3 separate regions of the Homo sapiens genome follow, and all the other regions are linked to region 3. Evidence: chromatin contacts called from ENCODE Hi-C data. All regions are on one chromosome and are shown on one strand. Each heading gives the region's core, a stretch centred on a gene start or an enhancer-like site at or near the end of the contact. The rest is flanking DNA. Distances are from core to core; before and after follow the strand shown.

Region 1 (4,270 bases), core at 1,771-4,270, 3.3 Mb before region 3:
AAAACTTAGCCATGGTTAAAATCTGATAAAAGTTCTCAATTGTCAAGAAAATTAAGTTATTTCTATTATATATAGCATTTTAAGATAACAACCAGAACCATGACTGACAGCATCACATCAAGACCATCTGATTTTTATAATAATGTAATCTTAAGAATATTTGTATTAATTATATATCTGTACAAATATAACTTTTAAAAAGATTTAACATATCAAAATTATGACTGATAGCATATGAGATTTTTATAAATTTATGTAATTCTTAGAACATTTATATCAATAGCATACCCATAAACATAACCAAAAGAAGATCTAGTATTATTTAGCATTTGATAGTGTCTCCCATAGAGTTTTACCAAATAAATCCTACCAAAGACGTTAAAAATTCAAAACATTTGATCAAAACAGAGCTACAGGTCATTTAAAAATAACAGTTATTCATTTAACTAGCATGACAGTCAAAAGACCTCAAAAGTAATACAGAAAGTTACATGGGAGGTTTCCTGGTTATATGAAATAATTCAGACATATCATAAGGCCAAGAGTATAAAATTATATTACATTTGAGGAAAACATTGCTTTTCTAAACTTTTAAGATAAATATTTTAGCATTATGCCATAAGAACAGCATTAGGACTGGGGTAAAAAGTTGTAAGAGTTGATGAACAAGTTGAAGAGGACAGTTATCATTCCAGCCAAGCAAAAAGATATTTTTTTTTCAAGGGGGAAAAAACAGAAGATAATGAATGTGATCTGCAACTTATATGTAACAAGGTGCAGGAAAAGTTGAACTTCTGAGATATAAATCTGACGTTTTAATTTTAGAATTTAAACTCAATATTTCTTGCAATATCATTGAGAGCAAATCAATACTTCAAAAAATTTTGTTGCTTTAACCAAAATTTTTAGTTTTGTATTAGCGCATTTTTAATATTACAGCTAATTTTAATAAGACCTTATAAACAAATCTATTCAATCTCAATTTGTTTTGACTGCAAGGTAAGATTTCCATAAACCTTTTATAACCTCTTACAATTTGTTTTATTTTCATTCTTTCTCAACTTTCTATATTTATTTAGTTTTATCTACACTTTTTTAATTCCTTCAATTTAAAACAATCCTTTAGAACCTCTAAACTAGGCAAAATTACTTGCCCTTAAACGAAAACCATATTCCTGTCTTCTTGTGTGTTTACCAAAAACACATCCTATTTTTCGTATACATTCTGCAAATAGAATTGTTTCTCTTGTATCTAGTAGTTTCAATTACTTATATAAGTTACAATATTAACTCTTAGTAATCCTTATTTTAGGGATTTTAGGGAAGAACCTAGGAAGTAAGAAATCTTGAATTGTCTGCAATATATCAGTATTTTAAGATAAAATATTATAAGTATTTCATGTATTTTAAAACCATGTTTTAATCTTTAGAAACATTTCCTTATACATTTCTTAATTGGAAGTGACCCAGCTGCTCAGTAAGTAAAGTATGATAGTAAGTATCATAACTTTAAGATTTTGAAAAACATAAGAATTTCATTTACACACATTTGTCCCATTTACATTTATCTAATTTATTTGTTTTTAACAGTTTATCTAGATTAGTTATGAGAATAGAGATATTAGACAAAGCTAGTCACCATTTTAAGTTATTTCCTTGTTAACCATTTTACAGCTTGTGAATATCAGGTGTTCACCTAAGCAAGAACTTTAAAGTGAAATACACAGATATTTTGCTGATAAATCAGAGGATTTCATTGTTTTCATTAAACCAACAATATTAAATTAGTCTTATTTATCAAAAGAATCACATAAACAAAGATTATTCTGTTTTGGCCGGGTTTGTAATTTCATAACTTTTTGCCAAACCTGGACATCTTAAAATAACTATCAGATGCACATATCAGCTGACCAGTAAACACAGGCAAAAATACATGCTGACAATCCTGAAGACATATCTATTTTTATTTTATCAATAATTTTTTTTTAATTTTCCAAAGATTATTAAAGTCAAATGAACTTGAAAGCATTTGGACTTATTTATTTAATTTATCAGTACTCTTTTATTTATAAGCTAATTTGGTACCATATAGACACAACATATAACATAATGCATGTATATGCATAAACAAGACAGTTGGATCAAACTTATTTTCCTGATAAAACTGGAATCTGTTCACATGGCTAAATTTTATTTGCCCTGATGAGCAAAGCAGTTTCCAGGGCACTTTGATTTTAAAAGACCTCTTTCCTTTTTTTTCTTTAGCCAGTAACCTGAAACTAGTAATACCATGAACAGTAAGTTTTATTTCAACACCAGCAGAAAAGTCAGCAGATTCAGAGTAGTCAGGAAGGAAAAATAGGCAAAGAACTTAGAAGACTACATGGTAACTCTTTAAGGACAGAAGAAGAAAGAGGGATTGACTGAAAATGTTTTACATGTGCCATTTTTCTTCAGGTTTTCTAGTTTATGGAGTTGCTTTGTTCTAATTGAGTGTGCAGGAGTCTGGAGATCTCATAAGGCTTCTGCTGTAGCCATCACAGTCTTTGACCTCTGTTAAGCCAAATATTGCTACACAGACCAAAAATACAGACAGACCAACAAAAATCAGAACCAGACTAGATTATCTTAGTGGCTGTAGCTTTTTAGTATTGCCTTAATTCTTTGGGACTTAAACATACACCAGATTTGGGACTCTGAACTGACCAGAATCCCCCTTGGGTAGGACTCAAATCCACAATCCTAGACAAGGTTGGGACTCTCATCCATAATCCTAAACCACAGGGTGGGACTTGAACCCACAGTCGTTATGATGAGTTCAAAGACAATTAAAAGTACAGGGGCATATTAACAAGGTACTCACCAGAAAGATGTCTAATCCAGAAGCAATTTATTTTCCCAAAAGAGAAGTGCCAAGGGAGCCTGAAGTGCCATGGTGGAGAAGAAGGAACCCTATAGTCGAGCCTCTGGACACCCTGGTCTAGGTGGCCACTCAGGATCAGTGCAGGGGGCCTGCACACCACTAGGGGCAACAGTACCTTGGACAGGCTGTTCGTCTCACCTGGGGTTCTAGTTTGTTAACAAGCAAAAGGGGCTCACTGCCCAATGTGCTAGAAGCCAACACTGACACCAAATTTTTGAAAAAAAGAAAAGCTTTATATTAAAAGTCACCTCTGAAGGAGACAGGAGTCAAGCTCAAATTTGTCTCTTTCTGCTGGCATTAAGGCAGTACTTTTATTAGAAAAGGTTCAGGGGGTGGATTCTGAGATTAGTAGGTGATTTGTGCAAGGAAAAGGGAGGTCTGGAAAGTCCTTGGGCATGCATAGTTATTTCTTCATGTTAACTCCTGAGTTGCATGGCAAATTCAGGGAGAGTTAGTATGAAACGTGGTGGAAATTCAGGCTATGACATCAGCAAGCTTATTCTGTGCAAGCTCCAGTTAGCCATCTTGGTTCCAACCAGTTTCAGCCAGGTTTTTCTTGATCTCACAAGTGGAGGGAGTTTCAGCGGCTTAAGTTTCTTTTCTTATCTGCTATCTTGAAACTCAAAAATTAAGTAACTGGTTTCTTACTCTTTGGGACTTTCCAGACCTCCCATTTCCATCCACCAATCACCTACTAATCTCAGAATCCACCCCCTGAATCTTTTCTAATAAAAATACTACCTTAATGTCAGCACAGAGAGACAGATTTGAGCTTGACTCTTGTCTCCTTGGGAGTTGACTTTCAATATACAAGTTTTTCTTTTTTAAAGAACTTAGTGTTTTAGTATTGGCTTCTATTGCATTGGGTAGTGAGCCGCTTCAGCTCTGTAACACTAACTCTGGTAGATAGCATCAGGATGAAATTGAATTGTAGGGCACACAGTTGGTGTCAGAGAATTAAGGAATTGAGTAGTGTCAGAAAACACCTCAGACTACACTTTCTCCCTTGGTATGGGAAGAGTTCAGTTTGTGTTTCTTTCTTCTTGAGTGACCCAACTCCAAGAAGATGCCACTTCTGGAGAGAGAATAGGGATCTCAACTTAGCCTGGCAGTGAGAATACGAATGGCAGCTGGAATGACCCAACAGGGGGCTAATGTTTGGGCTATTGTGTGTGTCACACTGACCCTGACCAGCCAAGTAGTCACAGCACCCACAAGCTCTTCCTGCCTGTCAGATGCCTCATTCCCACCTGTGATGCTCAGAGAGAAACCATGAGCCCTGAAAAACACCATATTGTTTTGTGATGTCACCTCTGGAATGTTCTGAGTGTTTTGGTGACCAACTTC
Region 2 (4,959 bases), core at 1,814-4,313, 3.6 Mb before region 3:
GCTAATTTTTGTATTTTTAGCAGAGATAGGGTTTCGCCATGTTGGCCAGGCTGGTCTCGAACTCCCAACCTCAGGTGATGCACCCACCTCGGCGTCCCAAGTGCTGAAATTACAGGTGTGAGCCACCACACCCAGCCTAAACTGTACTTTATTATGCCCCATCTGCACTCAACGTTTTCCACAAATAAGATTCTAAGCCTTTTTATACCCTAAGAATTTTTTACATATGAAACACAATTCTCTTGATCCCCAAAGAGAAAACTAAAACCATGTTTCAGAACGCTGTAAAACTCATTCTCAGTGTCACAAAACAATTGCAAATCACATCTAAAATGTCTTTTTTACATTATTTATTTTAACCCACTTCCTTGTACTTACACATTTTTCCATTTCTAAACCATCCTTAAAGAAAATCATATATGGGGTCACACCATCCTCACGGTAGTCCAATAGAGCAACCATGCCATCTGGATTCATGTTTTCACCAATAAAGAACTTGGGAAGCAAACAAAATACCTAGAATTAGACTATTACATACAAATACATGCCATTCAAAACAAACTACAGTACAAGGGAAGGTTTAGACCACCACAAAAATCAAAACTTCAGTACCCAAAAGCTCTGATGCTCACTTATCATAGACATCTGTTCACTGGATTAAGGCACCTTAATAGTGACCTAAATAGAAAAATAACGTACAGAGCAATCCAGGAACACTAGGCTTTCAGGAAACCTTTACTCTCAATCCTAAATACAATCCCAAACCCTAAAGCGTGCTTATATAGTCAACCACAGGGAACATAAGGCTGACAGTGATAGAATATATCATACAGTCTGGAAGTATCTTATGGCCAGGGGATGCATGAAGCTGGAAAATTAGAGGAAAGGGAAAGCCACTGACATTTTCCAAAAGTAGAATTAACAAGCTCAGATACATTAGAAGGAGGACCAGTAGCAATGAGACACATTAAAATTGTAAGCAAAAAACTGAAAGAACACTTAGGTGGTTAAGCAATTCACAAAAAGAAAAACTGAGAAATGTCATCTGGGAAGCAAATTTTCAATCAGAAGACAAGATTTGGAAACACCTGCGAGCTGGGAAAGCCACTTTCTACACCTGGAATACTAGTATAGAATTGAAGATTAATCAACTTAATTTTTGCTCTTGCAGTTAAAATTGTACAATCCTTTGATCCAGATACTTAAGGTATTTACCTGGTAGTTTTTGAAATTAGCAAGGATGTGCTTGATTTGTTCTGCAGCCCCTGTCATAAAAGGTTTTACTCTTTCTGGTCTCTGTTCTTCAAGTTTCCCTTTGATTCTAAAACAACATTTCATTAACAGGTTGAAGTATTGAATTTTCAGTAAAATCAATTTTTAAAGTAAAAAATATCCAAGCTTAAAAAAAGAAAACACTGAAAAAGGCAACCAGCTGTTAAGAAATTACTAGTTCACAGAAGGTATCTTTCAAGAATGTTTACATTTCTTGTTGACTATTTTCAAAATACTATTCTAATTCTAAACGGAAACAGACTGCAGGCTTCAGTATGCTCATATTATAGAAAAGCAACCACTCTTTTCCGTGAACTCATTAATAAAAAAGCAAGGACTTTCACAAAAGTATACCCACTGCGAAAGAACCTCAAAAGTTAGCCAATCTTTAAATCCTGTAAGATTCTAGACATCAGCTAGGTACTGCCAGTATCACTTACGATTTCATGTAATCTTTGATGTACTTCTTGTAGGCTTCTTTTGTGAAACTTGTTTCCTGCAGGTGATGGTTCATGACAATATCGACACCAGTGATTACTGTGCTTTCGGTACCTTCGCCCTCGGGGCCTTCAGCGGAGGCATTTCCACCAATGAGCGAGTCATCAATGTTACCTTCTGTCCTACTGACCATCTGCATTAAGAAAAAGCAGTATAATTGCAAAAGACACAAACGCATCCAAAGCACCTTCCACGCCAATAGTTCACGGATAAGAAGTATTCTTAGTTCTTGCTGAAAATAAAAAAAGCACCATTTTGGGAATAAAGTTGTGACCCGTGGATTTCTCAAAACGACCTAACTTAAAAGAGTTGTCTGTTGGCCGGAACAAAAAATGGGGTCATTAAAAAGTTGTTTCCAGTTGCGGGCATGTGATGCCTCCGGTTGGTAAGTGGGGACAGGACAAACACGAAAGGACTCCAGGCTCCTAAGCCGGAAGCATCATGTCCCGGACAACCCCGGGAGGAGGATGGGCGCCGAGGCGGCGGGCCTATTTCCAGGATCAGCTCCGCCTCCAGTTTTCTAGAAAAACCCAAGCCCGGAAAGAGCGTCTCCTCCGCCAGGAGGCGGCGGGGAGGATTGCACAACCTCAGGCGGGGGAGCGGAGGAAACCCGAGCCCGCTCGGCCCGGACTCCCCCACGCGCAGGCCCGACCGACTCACCTTCCCCTCCACCTCCAGGCACAACCCGTCCGCGATCTCCCGGATCTTGTAGATGTCGGAGAACATCTCATCGTCTGCCGGATACACAGAGCCGCCCATCACCGTGCGCCTGGCGCCGCCATTTCCCGCATTTCCCGCGCCGGCGGCCGCACGCGGGATCTGCCCCTCCGTAGCACACCAGAGCTGGGCGCGAGCCCCGGGCACCGACCCCTCCGCGCTCGGCTAAGACCGCCGGCGTCCCCTAGGCCCGCGACGGCTGCGCCTTCCCCGCCCCCACCCGCACCCCAGACCCCCGTGTGCGGCAGTAAGGATAGTGCAGTGAGGACTCACGGCTGATGAGGTCCCGGTAGATAATCATGATGGCGACTGAAGGGAGACGACGACGGCGCTAGCTTAGCACGAGCCTGAAACTCGGAGCGAGCGCGGTGCAGCCGGAGCGGCGCTCGGGGGGAGGGGGGAGCGGGCGGAAAAGGCCGACTCAGCCGCTCCCCAACCTCATATAGAGGGCACGTCCCTCTACGTCATCGCCCGCTGCGCCTCCGGAAGCGACGCAGGCGGTGACGTGGCACGAAGAGCCGCGCGGGGGCGGGGCCACAGCGGGGGCGAGTCGGGGAGGTGAGCATCCGGGGACTTGAGGCGGAGACACAAGGCTCCGTTCCACTGGGCACGCCAGCGGGTAGGGGTGGGGGCGGGGAGGTGCGCGCGCAGCGTGGGAGGAGGCCAACTCTCGGGGCGCTCCCTAGCCCTGGGTGGGTGGAGCGGGGGAAGCGGAGTACGTTGGACCCGGCTCCGCCCTACCCCACGGGGCCGCCTGGAGAGGTGCTGGGAGCTGGGTGGAGCTTAGAGGAATTAAACTTTGGCCCTGCGCCTCGTCCAGCCTAGGTTCCACCCTTTTCTGGGAACGTGAGTATCAACCAAGGTAGGAGAACGTCGCATTTAGGGAGGGTCAGGCCCTCTGGCCTGGGGTAGATCTCGGGACTGCCCGAGGGCCTCTGACAACTTTTCAGCATCTGCCCCAGGGCTGCCCCAGCTGGAGTTTTTGGGACGCTTTTGTGGGGGCACCGCTGAGTCCGGATAGTGGGACCCAAGTCGTCCTGCTCGGCCCCTGGGGAATAATCGTGTGGGGCGCAAGGTCTGTGGGAAGGGACTTGGAGAGGAGGGAAGATGTCACGGGAGTCTGCACAGGGTTTCCATGTGTTCCAATTTTGTCCCATAATTGAAAGCTTGTGGCATTCTGTGGCGGACGGCTACGGAGCTAGCTCTTCCCTTTACTATTTCGCACTTGGTCTTGGAAAAGTATGTTGTCGCTTTAAGATGAAGTTGAAATTTTATCCCTGGTGCTAGAGGGTCACACAAAGGGAGTTTCCCACCTGCCCCACCTGTTTTTTGAAGGACTTTACACCCAATTACTAAGTATTAAAACAAAACAGGTCCTGCATGGTAGCTCATGCCTGTAATCCCAGAACTTTGGGAGGCAACTACTGAAACCCTGTCTCTACACACACACACACACACACAAATTAAAAATTAATTGGGTGCGGTGGTGCCTGCCTGTAATCCCAGCTATTAGGGAGGCTGAGCTGGGAGGATCGCTTGAGCCCGGGAGTTGGAGGTTACACTGAGCTATGATTGCACCACTGCGCTCCAGCCTGAATGACAGAGCAAGACCTTGGCTCAATAGCAAAACAAAACTTCCGTATTTAGTCACATCGTCACATCTTTGGCATAAGGCAAAGATACATGCCAGTATGAAGTCTGAAAGCTTGTTCTATTTCGCAAATATTTTGTGCTTTGTATCCCTTAGAACTAGGATTTGCACCAAGATTCCAATTGTGAACAAGTTCGATCCAGTCCTACTTATAGAAGTGTTCATTCTGGTAAATCAAAGTATCAGACAATTATAATACATTAACAATTGTTCATAAATCCAATAATATAGCATTCAGCAGAGTAAGAATGCAACCCTTGGGAAAGAGCAGGACACAGGATGGCAATTGGAATGATGGAAAAGTCAAAATGCAAGAGCCAAGAAATTAACCCCTTTAAGAAGATGGGGGGACTGGGCGTGGTGGCTCACACGTGTGATCCCGACACGCGCCTGTAATCCCGGCTACTCGGGAGGCTGAGGCAGGAGGATCGCTTGAACCCGGGAAGCGGAGGTTGCAGTGAGCCGAGATCGCGCCATTGCACTCCAGCCTGAGCAACAAGAGTGAAACCCCGTCCTCCCCCACCCCCAAAAAAAGAAGCTGGAGTTCTTGGATGGAAAACTCCAGAGGACATTGGGCAACTGGGAGGAAGCTAAAAAGGGGGGAAAGGGAAAAAAAAAGATGGGGGTCTTGGATGGAAAACTCCAGAGGACATTGGGCAACTGGGAGGAAGTTAAAAATGGGGTGAAAGGGATCCCAAAATAAATGGATATGACACATGGTCAGTGAAGGCTCTCAAACCTCATTTCTGGAATGTATGAGATGATTATCACACATTAATACTGTGTGAACATTTTTTTTCCAGATTATTACAGTATAATTA
Region 3 (4,483 bases), core at 1,050-3,549:
CTGGAGGCATATATGTGGAGATCACTGGCATATAGATGATAACTAAAGCCATTGGCGTGGGTGATGCTGCTTAGGCCAAGAGATTACAATGAAAACAGAAAAGAATCTAAAACTGAATTTTAAGGTACTGTTATATTTAATAGTTAGGGAGACCAGCAGGAATATGCAAAGGAATCAGAGAAGCAGTGCCTAGGAAACTAAGGAGGAAAACCAAGAAAATGCAGTGTCAAAGGAAGAAGAAATGTTTAAGAAAGAATAGTGGTCAAAGTGTTGAGTATTGTTGAGAGGCCAAGAAAGATGAGGATTGAAAATGGCTCCCATTTTATTGATAAAAAAAAAGTGAAGCATTGAGAAGAGAACTTGTTCAAAGCCAACATAATTTCTTGACCCTCTCTCTGTTCCCAGAGAACTCATACTGGTGCACATGCTAGGGTCATTTATGTGTGGGTTTTCTTCTCTCCAAAGGCCATAAATTCCTTGGTCTTCACTTTACTTCACCTTACTGCATTGCATATTATTGACTACAATCTCTAGGTCTTCAATAACATTCTTAAATTATGTGTTAATCTCCTTCAAAAACAGCTGATCTTCTTTACTCTGCCTTTACATGTAGGCATGTCCCAAACATATTTTTTTAAATATAGTTTTTAAAAGTGCCATGTCTTGGCCTCTCCCTGGACAAAGGAATCAGAATCTTGAGGGGGTAGATTGCAGGATTCTGTATTTTCAAAAAGCTCCTGAGTAGGAAGCAGAGTAGGAAAGTATTAGCTTAGCGGTAAGTTTGGAAACCACTATCTTAGTCTCAGACCAAGCATAGTTGGGCAGTAAGATGGGGAAGCCACCCCATTCGCCCACACTCTGATAAAATCCTCATACTTTGAAACAATATACAGTTATACTTCAATTATTCCAAGATCAACTTGCCAGCTGTCTCGAAGAGGGCCAAATCCAAAAGTTAAGAAAAGGAAACATCTCTCACAGGGAAAGAACTTCTGATAGTGAAGAGCAATGAAAATATCTCAAGATACCACTGCCCTATTTACAACCAGAAGAAAAGAAACCTCTCATTAGCTGGCTGTGGACATAAACATCCCATCAATCTTCACCTGGAGCCGCAGAGAAAACCAGCCGAGAAAGGAGAGAAGAATGAAAAATAAACAGTAAAGCAGAAAGAATAAGAGGAAGGATCAGAGTGGATAGAGGCAGATGAGGAGATGAAAAGCAGTGAAGGATTTTAGAAGAGGTGATGAGAACATTCCAAAGAGGGAAAAAAAGAGAGCACCAAAGTAGGGATTCTATACACCGCAGCAATCCTCTGGGACTTAAACGTATGGCCAAGATATCGGTTTGAGAGTCAGTTATCAACAAAGGATTTAATTAGCCATTGTATTCTTTAAGAATATAGAGAATAATCACATTTTAAAGAGATTTCTGTAAAACAGTTTTAAAAATACAGCTATTTTAAAAGATCGCACAATTAATACACTGAAATAAAGCCCAGACATGCAACTTGTTACATCCATCACCATTTTTGAAAGGACAGTTCCTGAGGCTGGACTCACCGGCCCAAGTACTACCCCCTCCCCAGGTCTCCGGCGGCAACTGTAAGTCAAAAGCCCTCAGGCATTATTGCAGCGTCCCACATTGTTTGAGGTTCCAGGAAGTCGCTGCTACGCTCACTTGTAAGTCTTCGTGCTGTTGTAAAAATTGAGGTCGTGGTTTTCCACGCGATTTGGCTGGCGAAGAGACCACGAAGCCACCCCCCACGTTTTCAACTGAGTAAATATCTAAATATTTTTGCTTGCTATCCAGATCCTGGGTTCGAAGTCTTTGGGATTAGAAACTTCCAAGCCCATTTCAGAGGCTTCCTAGTCCTTGGGAGGAGTGTCTTTTAAAGCACCTGCCAGCCTTAAGTTCGCGTGCTTTCGGAAAGGGGCCGACAGGGTGCGTCTCAGGGGAGCCTTTTGAAATGTGGATTGAGAATTGTGTGAGTGTCTCTAGGAACCTCCATTAACTCCACTTTTCCTGAGTGTAGCTCCGAGCCTGGCCACAGCGGATGCTACCACAAGCCAGGCGCAGCCGGGCCTCGGGAGAAAGCCGGAAGCCCGAGAGGGTGTGGGCGCTCCGGGAGCCAAACGCGGCCGCTCAGCCGCCACGCGCCGGTGGCCCCGCGGGGACTCGCGTTCCGGTGAGAGAGCCCCGGCGCGGCGGGCTCGAGGCGGGGGTTCGGGGTCCCGGCCGCGGGCTCCGTCGGCGGGGCCCGCGCAGCCGCACTCGGCGCGCCGACTTCGGGCTCCTCCTCCCGGCTCCGTAGTAAGCATGGCGGCGGCGGCGTTCGTGGTCCCTCGGGTGAAACAGAAAGCGGGAGCTACGCGGAGAGGGAGCGAAGAGCGGGGCTGAGGCGGCGGCGTCACTGCCAGGAAACAACCCCAACAGTCAGCGCGCCGGCGGCCGCGGCGGCCCTGAGAGCTGACTCTGCAGCTGAGGTAGAGAGACAACGATCAGGAACCCTAAGAAGAGGCGCCAGAGGAGCCGCCTTCTGCCTCAGAACGGCGTGACTCGGAGGTGAGAGCGCGGGCACTCCCTCCGCGAAAGGCGGGGGACACCGAGCCGTCCCAACCCCGTCCCGCCCCGGAGGAGGCGCCGCGGAAACCGTTAGGCTGGGACTGAGGGCCGGGGCACTCTCCAGGGCTCGGCCCCGTCGAGGGGCGCGGACCACCCCCTTCTGTGGGCGCGCTGTGGGCAGAGGTGCAGAGGGGCAGTGGGGCCGGGGACAGGACCGGTCTACTAGTCGGGCACCTGCCGGGGCCGAGCCTAGCCAGGACACGCTTGCGGGGGCGCGGCCGGGGGCGCCATCCAGCCCAAGAGGAGGCGGCATCTAGCCCGAGGGAGGTGGCGCTGGTGCGCGGGCGGCCCTTCTCTCTGTCCCCCGCCTCCTCCCCGCGGCGAGCCGCGTAGCTCCGGAGGGCTCGGGGGCGGGGGCGGGGGCGGGGGCTGGGGCGGAATCCTCCTGAGAGGATCGCCCAGCACCCGCGGCGCCTTCGGCTTTGGCCGCCCGGCAGCCGCCGAACTTGAACGCTTTTCTGAAGAGAGTTTTCCCCGCTCATCTTGGGGTTAAAACCTCGAAAACCCGCCCTCTGTTTGATCCTGCGTGGCTGCTTCCAGTACCTGGCAGTTCCTCTCCCCGGGCGAGTTAACCACCTGTTCAGTCGGGAGGTGGACTCGAGGCTGCAGTCCTCGCCCGGTTTTAACAACCTGGATCTTCGAACTTTTGACACGGCTTTGGAAACGACGTCATGTGTTAGGTAAAGGAAAATGAACAGATAATTTCGCTGTCAGATTGCGAGCAGAAGAGGGACTGTTTTAATGGATGTGGTCGTTAATTGTTCTTTTATTCAACTGTTAGCGTTACAAGCCTTGGGATATTTTAGAGGGTGGAATGCGATGATTTGCTGGGGGTGCTAGAGATTGTGAATTCGAGATTTTCTTTTGTGAGATTTTACGTAAGTTCCTTTGGACACCTTTGTGTCTGACCATCTATTAAATAAGAGTCGCAGGCTGATGAGATTTTTTTTTTCTTTTTGCGGTATAATCATTATGTGTTCACTATGGGTTTTTAAAACCGAACAACGTAATTATTTTGCTTCTTACTGTGGTCTGTGTTTTTTAGTTCTTGAAACCAAAGTGTGTATGCTTCTGTATTGTAGGAATGAAATAACAGTTGAACTCTTACTATAATATTTTATCACCATGCTGTTACCAGCTCCAGTACTAAACATACGCCACTCAGGAGTTTGAGCCATATGTTAGGCAGAAACGAATTGAGTTTTGTGGTTCTGATCTTATGTTTGGATAAATATTTAGTTTTTGCGTATTTACTAACTCTTGTCATCTTGTGTCACCCACAAATGTTCAAGTGAGTTGAATCCCCTGTCTTTTGGATATTTTCTTGGTTGAATTAATTTTTCTTAAGTAATGAGATGAAGTACTCACTGAGACAGATGGTGGCCCAACAGAAAACAGTGATGAAGGATTTTTACCACATCTTTTATGAAATATAACCTGAAATGTTGCTTTTAGCTTTGTAGCCTACTAATCTTGCTTTCTAATCACACCAGTTAGTGGGAAGAAGGGATGATGACAGGAGAAACATCTTGTTAAAATTTTAATATTAAATCTTATATTTAAATTTTTTAGCACTACTACATTAAATTTTACTATATTGTCTTGTTTCATTTCATAGATCATCTGTTAGTTTTCTATGTGTAGGTTAACTGGAAAATTTTTTATCCCAGGCTGGCTACCGTTAGCCACCTGTATGCTTCTGAATTAACTCCCTCTTTTTCCCTTTTGTCTGAATCCTCCAAATCATTGAATGCTCCGGAAAAATAAAATCCTGGTTAACACTGTCAAGCATAGTTATAAGGGTAATTAATTTATCCCAAATTAATAATAAGCATTAAAAAAAACATTCTAGGATTAT

The links. Hi-C counts contacts between places; a loop is a spot of excess contacts on that map. Pooled maps may share reads with other maps.
Region 1: a pooled map shows a loop between it and region 3 (17-fold over the local background). The contact joins the promoter of LINC01055 here to the promoter of FNDC3A in region 3. A Hi-C loop is called at or near these places in 2 of 37 single-sample maps with no recorded cell type and 5 of 50 pooled maps.
Region 2: a map of B cell shows a loop between it and region 3 (10-fold over the local background). The contact joins the promoter of TPT1-AS1 here to the promoter of FNDC3A in region 3. A Hi-C loop is called at or near these places in 2 of 168 maps with a recorded cell type or tissue (B cell and naive thymus-derived CD4-positive, alpha-beta T cell), 1 of 37 single-sample maps with no recorded cell type and 5 of 50 pooled maps.

What each region holds. Positions count from the first base shown.
Region 1 is chr13:45,698,164-45,702,433 of GRCh38, forward strand. It overlaps LINC01055 (long intergenic non-protein coding RNA 1055), which reads right to left and starts at 3,021. Exons shown (of 4, transcript NR_125786.1): 1 at 2,864-3,021. CBY2 (chibby family member 2) reads left to right here and starts at 4,157. Exons shown (of 3, transcript NM_152719.3): 1 at 4,157-4,270. The coding sequence starts at 4,228. RefSeq lists enhancers at 2,840-2,919, 3,370-3,669.
Region 2 is chr13:45,338,282-45,343,240 of GRCh38, forward strand. It overlaps TPT1-AS1 (TPT1 antisense RNA 1), which reads left to right and starts at 3,064. Exons shown (of 11, transcript NR_024458.1): 1 at 3,064-3,106. It overlaps TPT1 (tumor protein, translationally-controlled 1), which reads right to left and starts at 2,902. Exons shown (of 6, transcript NM_003295.4): 1 at 2,761-2,902; 2 at 2,431-2,504; 3 at 1,713-1,903; 4 at 1,216-1,321; 5 at 379-495. The coding sequence starts at 2,788. It overlaps LOC124903169 (a long non-coding RNA gene), which reads left to right and starts at 3,153. Exons shown (of 2, transcript XR_007063781.1): 1 at 3,153-3,349. RefSeq lists enhancers at 1,972-2,761, 4,341-4,959 and silencers at 2,659-2,728, 2,809-2,918, 3,079-3,278.
Region 3 is chr13:48,973,613-48,978,095 of GRCh38, forward strand. It overlaps FNDC3A (fibronectin type III domain containing 3A), which reads left to right and starts at 2,300. Exons shown (of 26, transcript NM_001079673.2): 1 at 2,300-2,565. RefSeq lists enhancers at 1,505-1,564, 1,835-2,454, 2,265-2,564, 2,455-3,074, 3,235-3,334 and silencers at 2,015-2,284, 2,615-3,094.